3 separate regions of the Homo sapiens genome follow, and all the other regions are linked to region 1. A link is a loop called in an ENCODE intact Hi-C map of the cell type or tissue named here. Cell type or tissue: Calu3. All regions are shown on one strand.

What was found. A loop is a pair of places that touch in the nucleus more often than their neighbours do. Peaks named below come from ENCODE experiments on the same cell type or tissue, not always from the same donor. Only the 100,000 strongest peaks of a DNase experiment are listed, where the experiment ranks them.
Region 2: a loop joins it to region 1, with 2.2 times the contacts of the local background. A loop is called at or near these places in 4 of 110 quality-filtered maps.
Region 3: it touches region 1 in a loop (4-fold over the local background); 7 of 110 quality-filtered maps call a loop at or near these places.

The regions. Positions count from the first base shown.
Region 1 is chr3:177,776,906-177,779,405 of GRCh38, forward strand. No RefSeq gene overlaps it. Among named protein-coding and RNA genes, the nearest start is that of LINC02015, 39 kb to the right of the region's middle. In Calu3, a CTCF peak has its summit at 1,067 (motif pointing left); a DNase peak (open chromatin) is centred at 1,026.
Region 2 is chr3:177,632,872-177,635,371 of GRCh38, forward strand. All of the region lies in intron 3 of LINC00578 (long intergenic non-protein coding RNA 578), which reads left to right. Among named protein-coding and RNA genes, the nearest start is that of LINC02015, 180 kb to the right of the region's middle. In Calu3, no CTCF peak of the experiment used is centred here; a DNase peak (open chromatin) is centred at 1,050.
Region 3 is chr3:177,613,732-177,616,231 of GRCh38, forward strand. The region is part of intron 2 of LINC00578 (long intergenic non-protein coding RNA 578); the gene reads left to right. Among named protein-coding and RNA genes, the nearest start is that of LINC00578, 170 kb to the left of the region's middle. In Calu3, no CTCF peak of the experiment used is centred here; a DNase peak (open chromatin) is centred at 1,470.

The DNA of each region.
Region 1 (2,500 bases):
GGAGGAACTAGCCATGCTGGCTGGTTTGTGGATGTGTGATCACGGGCAGGGAAAACTGGAGGAATGCCAACTCTTTGAGGGAGAAACGCTGCTTGTGACAGCAGCAGACCCACTCAGAGCATATTTCAGCAAGGGGCTGCTTGTATTTAGTTTCAGCCCTTGACCGCACCGTATCTGGCAACTTAAGTTCCAAAGAAAATACAATATTTCAGGTGTTCTTAGCATAACAGTGGACCAAGAGTGGGTATGTTTTCAGTTACAAAAGCAGCTAAAACTTCAATCTCAAAAAACAGGAATCCAAACCATTACATTGCTATAAAATTCTGGCTAATGGACATAGGAAACAGTCTTGTTAGCTGTTGCCAATCCACACCAAGAAATCATCTAAAAAGAATGGTTGTGTATTTGGTCCAGTTCAGTTCTCTCCTGATATCAGACTCTAAGGCCTTCTATAAAGCAGTCTAGACTATTTTACTTGGGGACATATCTAAGGATTTAGCATATATTACATATTATGACCTTTTATATTGTTCTTAACAAAGTCTACATTTATCTAAGACTTAACTATATGCATGGGCTTTACATTTATTATATCAAATTCATGTAACAATCTTGCACTCTTTTCATTTTATAAATAAAGTATCTGATGCTCAGAGAGGTCATATCTTGTATATGATACCGTGATGCAAGACCACATATTTATCAGCAGAGCTAGGACTAGAGCTCAGGTCTCTTGTTCCAAAGTCATGACATACTCCTGCCTCAACACAACTGCCATAAAGAAAAGCTCAAACCAATGTGTACCAGTCAATGTGACTCCCCTGAAGGCTTGTGTTGCACCCAGGTATGGTCCATGGGACTAGGGTCATCACCCTTTAGGCCGGTTGGTTGCATTCACTCTAGGTTGTCTTGCTGAGCTTGCAAGGATTGGCTGGGCAGCTGCCATAATGTCCAATGACTGCCTGCTGCTGAACATAGTTATCTTTTTCCTTCTAGGGAGATGTGGAGCACCAGGGAACAGGTTCACTGAGCCACCTTGTGTCCATCTCTGGGGACTGCATCTTCCCCCACATTCTAGCACCTAAAGATATAGGGGACTCCATCTTCCTTTGCTACCACCATTCTTACATTCTAACCTGAAAGAGACTTTGCCTACATGCCTTTGGTTTTCATCAACCTCCCAGTACCAGCTTATACCTTTGGTGGACAGACTACCTGCTGTCTTAGGACTTGGGGTAATTTATGTAGATTACCAAAGAATATTTTAAATAGTTGGTCGTCACAAACTCTAAATTCTAGGAGAAATTCAGGCTCTGTCCTCTCAACTCCCGTCACAGTCTTGCAAGGAGAAGGAGCTCAGACATGAACAAAGACAAAATTGAATCTTCAAGGACACACAGTGTTGCTTCCCAAAAAGGGGGCAGAAATTTTCAGCAGGAATTGTAGTGATCATAAATAGAACAGAGGAAATTCTCTGAGTCACTTTGGATTCTATCTTTCATCTTTAATTCAGCCATTGTGGAAGCACATACAAAATGATTACATAGTGGTTAAGAGAGTGTGCTCTAAATTGGAAGCATTGGTATGAACTCATTTCTAAAATAAATGTATGTGTATATACATGCAGGTGTGCTCAGGTAAATGTGTGTATGTGTGTATACATATGTGCATATGCATATTGTAAGTGTATATGTATATTTGTGTACATACATATATACATGCATCTATTTCCCAACTCTAGCTGCTGAAAAGACCTAGAAGAAAAAAAAAGTCTAGTAGCAATGAGCACACCTAGTACTCAGATTTTGTCCTCTAATACCATTCTCTACTGAAAGAACAAGGGCTCTTCTCCTCAGAGAAGTGACTAAATGTAGGCCTGGGACAGGGAAAGTTCTAGAAGCTAATGAAACATCTTGTTATGTCGATGAGAAGGGAAGTGTTAAAAAAAATGCTGAGGGCATGTCACAGGAAAAGAGCTGGCAGGAAGTGGCTCCTGTTGCCCAAAACTGAAACAATTTAAATACCAAAATATATAAGGACAGTATGACCATAAACCACTGAAGAAAACAGGAATCCATGAATCTGAACTAATTTATTTAATAATTAGATAAATAAATAAGTGAATAAACAGAGGAAAAAGGAGGACTCTTGCTTGTTGTAGAATGCCAGGTGCTGACTGGTAAATGTGGAGAAACTGCTGGAGTTAGAAAATTATTATTTTATAGCTGTCATAGTCAAGATTGGTCCAGGGCCAAATTACCAATGGATATTAAATCTAAGGAAGAATTTTGATGAGGAGCAGGATATTTTTATGTTTTTAAACTGACTCCCAACAGATTGCCTATTAGTTTCAAGGGAATAATTATATCTACACAGTGTAGAAATCAGACAATGCCTTGATTAGGTAAACAAAATAAAGAAGCAAATAAGCTTTAAAAAATTTTTTAATTTGAGGTGGAGTATCACTCTGTCACCCAGGCTGGAGTGCAGTGGCACAATC
Region 2 (2,500 bases), 140 kb before region 1:
AAAAATACAAATGTAATCCCAGCTACTCGAGAGGCTGAGGCAGAAGAATGGTGTGAACCCGGGAGGCAGCGGTTGCAGTGAGCCGAGATCACGCCACTGCACTCCAGCCTGGATGACAAGAGTGAAACTCCGTCTCAAAAAAAAAAAAAAAGAATTAACGACATTTTAAGAGATGAAAATGGATGCTAAGAAGAAAGATTAATTCATCCTTTCTAGTTAGGAGAGAAGAAGGCTGAGCTGTAACATATAATGAAGCTTTATGTAAGGCATTTGATACAGGTTTATTGGATAAATAAATGAATTTAATAGTCATCTAATTATGTTACCAAAAATTGAAAAATAGATAAGGCTACGTAAATCTTATTTTGCCTAGAACACATTAACATCTTTATGTCTGTCTACATTGTTTTCAATGACAAAGTCAAAGTACAATAATATAGGACCATAACAGTTCAAACCCTCATGCATTTTAAAAGGAAAATTAATCCATACGATCTAAGTTTATTTGCACTTAAATCATTGCAATGTTGAATAGTAAAGATGACCTGATATCTAAAGAAGCTTCTGGGTTTTTAAAAACAACAACTTCTATCAGTTTTTGCCAAAAATAAAATGCATTTAAGAATCAGAAGGTTTTATAAAGTGTAGCCCAGCCTTTTGAGCAGGTTTTACACTTGGTGTTGTAAACCCTGCCATTGTATCAAGACATATCTCTGAAAATGGAAAAAGACAACAAAAACAAAAAACCCAGAGCCTACTGAAAATGTGGATAGTACAAAGCTAGTGAAACAGTCAGCTTCTGAAGCCAATATTTTCATCATGTCATCACTTATTAATAAAAACAAATGTTCGCATTCTTCTCTACTTTCCCACAAAATATTCTGTTTGTGAAAAGGTTGATTCATTTCAGTTAAATATAAACAGTTAACTATGAATATGTCTCTGCTGCCAAAGGAAAGTTATCCCTGGTAGGGGAGACAAACAAGGGTCAAAACATTATGAGTAAGGATAGTATGTGGTTAAGTGTTACAAGAAAGCTTCAAAGTACTGTGGGACACAAACCCGGAAAAGATTAATTTGGCAGAGATCAGACTGGGGAAAACTCGATGGAAGGGGTAAAGCATTAGATATTATAAATTTTAACACTTCAGCTGAAATAACTAAATATAGCTATGTGTTGCTTAATGATGGGAAAAGGTTCTGAGAAATGCATTGTTAGGCAATTTCATCATTGTGCGAGCATCATAGTGTACTTATACATTCTTAGACAGTGTAGCCCGCTCCACACCAAGGCTCTGTGGTGTAGTCCATTGCTCCTAGGCTACAAACCTGTACAGCATGTGACTGTACTGAATACTGTAGGCAGTTGTAACACAATGGTAGGTATTTGTGTATCTAAACATTCTATCTATAGAAAAGTTACAGTAAAAATACGGTCTTATAATCTTATGGGACCACCATCATATATGTGGTCCATCATTGTCTGAAACATTGTTAGGTGGTGCAGGACTGTACATGATTTTACTATTTGCCAGGTGAAGAAGGAACATGGAATTAGACAGACTGTATAAAGTTTGGGCTTCTCCTGCTGGAATAGATCATGGAATAGAGATATGTGCCTCAGACAGGTAATAAGAGTAATAGATTCAGGACAAGTAAAATGGGAAGAAAGAGGAGATAAGATATTAGTCCAGGCAGCTTTCTTTTACTTTCTGATTTTACTTCTTTCATAAAGAAGAACACCTCTGAACTTTTGCTCCAGCCCTTTTACCACCACCAGTAATGATTCCTCCACTGCCTACCTAGAGTCCATCTCCAAACCAGTTCTTCAAGGCTAAGTTCAAAAATCATCAATTCTGTGAAAGCTTTCTTTATCCTTCAGGTGGAATTTTTGACTCCCTCCTTTGGGTTTTAACAGCACTTAGATTTTATTCTTTTTTAAAATGTATTTTGTATTTCAATAGGTTTTTCTGGGAGCAGGTGGTGGTTGGTTACATGAATAAGTTCTTTAGTGGTGATTTCTCAGATTTTGGTGCACCCATCACCTGAGCAGTGTACCCTGTACCCAATGTGTAATCTTTATCCCTCGCCCCCTCCCACCATTTCCCCTGAATCCCCAAAGTCCGATGTATCATTTTTATGCCTTTGCATCTTTATAGCTTAGCTCTCATTTATGAGCGAGAACATACGATGTTTGGTTCTCCATTCCAGAGTTAATTCACTTAGGATAATAATCCAGGTTGCTGTGAATGCCCTTATTTTGTTCCTTTTTATGGCTGAATAGTATTCCATGGTATGTATATGTATATGTATATGTATATGTATATGTATATGTATATGTATATGTATATGTATACGTATATGTATATGACATTTTCTTTATCCACTCATTGATTGATGGGCGTTTGGGCTGGTTCTATGTCTTTGCAATTGTAAATTGTGCTGCTATAAACATGCATATGCAAATATCTTTTTCATTTCATGACTTCTTTTCCTCTGG
Region 3 (2,500 bases), 160 kb before region 1:
GTTACCTGCATTCACACAGAACTGTCTATACTTTTACCATGGCAAATTGTATTAGAGCTGTTTAGGTTGCTCTGCCTGTTCCATTTTAAACTTTAGGAGGACAAGAGCTTTTTTGAGTCTGTCTCCCTCATCTTGGCCCCTCTGGGCCTATTTGCCAATGAAAGGGGTTTAGTCAATGTTGGATTTTCAGCACTGTTCCCAGGAGGTGTCAGGAGCAGGAGGATTCAGAATCATTTTGCCATAGTGGTAGCCTTCAAGGAGTTTATAGTAATGTTAAATAGAAGATTAATGTTAAAAGAGAAACTTTAGCAGATTAAACCTTTAAAGAGTTTATTTGGGCAGACAGCAATTCATGAATTGGACAGCTCTAGACTGGAAGTGGTTCAGGGCTTCAGCAGAGGTGGTTGATGGAAAAGCTTTTACAGGGTGAATGAGAAAGCAGAGCAAAGAAATTATTTGATTGGTTGAAGTTTGGAAAATTGCCCTATTTGGACTATCTTGGTGGGAAGTTCAAGACAATAATCAATGCCCAGTTGGCTATGTGATTGGTTGAGCTTAAGTTTCATTTCTTTTAAATTAGCCTCTTGCATGAAATGAGGCTGAGCTAGGTTTTAGTTTCCTTAGGTAGGAACCCAGGGTTCCTGTCTAATGGCTTCTCATTTTATTATTTCAATGTTAACTTGCATAAATATATAGCAGATAGTACACAACAAATAATTGCTGAAGTTTGTGATACATCTTATGAAAATGTAGGTAGAAAATAAGGTGCCCAGTGAATGCTGGGCCAGACTTAGATTTCAGTCTATAACTTGAGAGAGACCTTCCCATTGAAGATGGCAGCCCTAAGTGGTTGTTTATATGGACAATGTACTCTGTGCTTTAGTTTGCTCCTCTTTCAATTGAGGGGTTCAATTAAGGGATCCCCTTAATTTCCATGGCCATATGATTCAGAAGTGTCAACAATGGAATAATCTACTATGTATATAGTTTGTAGAAAATAGTTAGAATGCACATATTTTTTCATCTTTTTTTTCCCAACCTGCCTAGGTGAAAATCTAACTTGGACATACTTCTTTATAGCAACATCTCTATAGATACAAATGACAATTTAGATCCAATTTATCACTTACTCATGTTAACTAATGTTCACTCCAGTCAGCTATATTGAAAATATTAAAATAATTAAACAAATTTCTGGGAGTTTGTGATAATGGGATTTGACTGGTTCTTCCTTTGGTATTTTCTGTGATGTTTCTCCTTCATTTTATTGCCAAAGTCAGAGGGATTGTTATAGTATAGGCCTGAAGCCTGCTTTCAGGATCTGTGCAGAACCAACCAACCAAGAGAGCCTTTTATTTTGTCCCCCAGTTGACCTCCTTCCAGATATGCTGAGTCCATTTCCCTGAAATGACTGAGCGGGGAGAGGTAACTGCAGCTGTGTTTGGATACCTTCTTTCTCTCCCTTGGCTCCAGCCCAGGGAAACGCACACACTCTTTCACAATCACACAAACCACTTCATTATCATATTTTTGAGGATGTTGGCCAGGGGAAAGGGCAGACCAGTCAGTAGGCTGGAAAGTTAGAAATGTGTGTGTTTATTTTTCCCTCCCCTCTCCACTGTGCTATTGGAACTGGTATAGAAAGGGAATAGTCATTCACAGTTGCCCCTTTTCAGGAGGGTGAAGTTCAGAGGAAGAAATGTTTGCATAGACATTTGATAATCATAATAAAAAGACCATTAGAAGCTCATTGATTAAACAGTTACTGCAGATTTCAACTACAACTTAGAACTGTTTTTTTTGTTTTTGTTTTTGTTTTTTTTTTTTTTTTAGACAAGGTCTCTCTCTGTTTCCTAAACTGAGTGCAGTGGCATGATCATGGCTCATTGCAGCCTCAACCTCCTGGCCTCTTGGGCTCAAGCAATCCTCCTACCTCAGCTTCCCGAGTAGCTGGAAGCACAAGCATGTGCTACCATGCCTGGCTAATTTTTTAATTTTTTGTAGAGATGGGAGTCTCCCTATGTTGCCCAGGCTGGTCTTGAACTACTGGGCTCAAATGATCCTTCTGCCTCGGTCTCCCAAAATGTTGGGATTTATAGGCATGAGCCACTGCACCTCACTAGATACTTAGGTACTTTGGAAAGAGGAGCCCAGATGGGCAAATGTATTAAGGGTTTGTCATTTATGATTGGCACTAGAGCTGTATCACATAGTGTGGAAGAAAATTAAATTAATTCTCTCCCTGTAAATGTGCTTTGTAAAATTTTAATGTGCTATGTAAATAAGTTGGTAATGTTTTCAATGCATAAAGCTGTAGCTTAGATTCAATGAATGTTTATTTTTAACTTATGAAGTGAGATTGTAGCTCATTTTATGAAAGAGGCTAACAAACCTTTGGATGTATAAATTCTGATATATCTATTGAACAAGGTATATGTTTTATTCAATGATCCGATATTGGTGACCTACTATGTGAAAATTACTTGAATAATGATAGTGA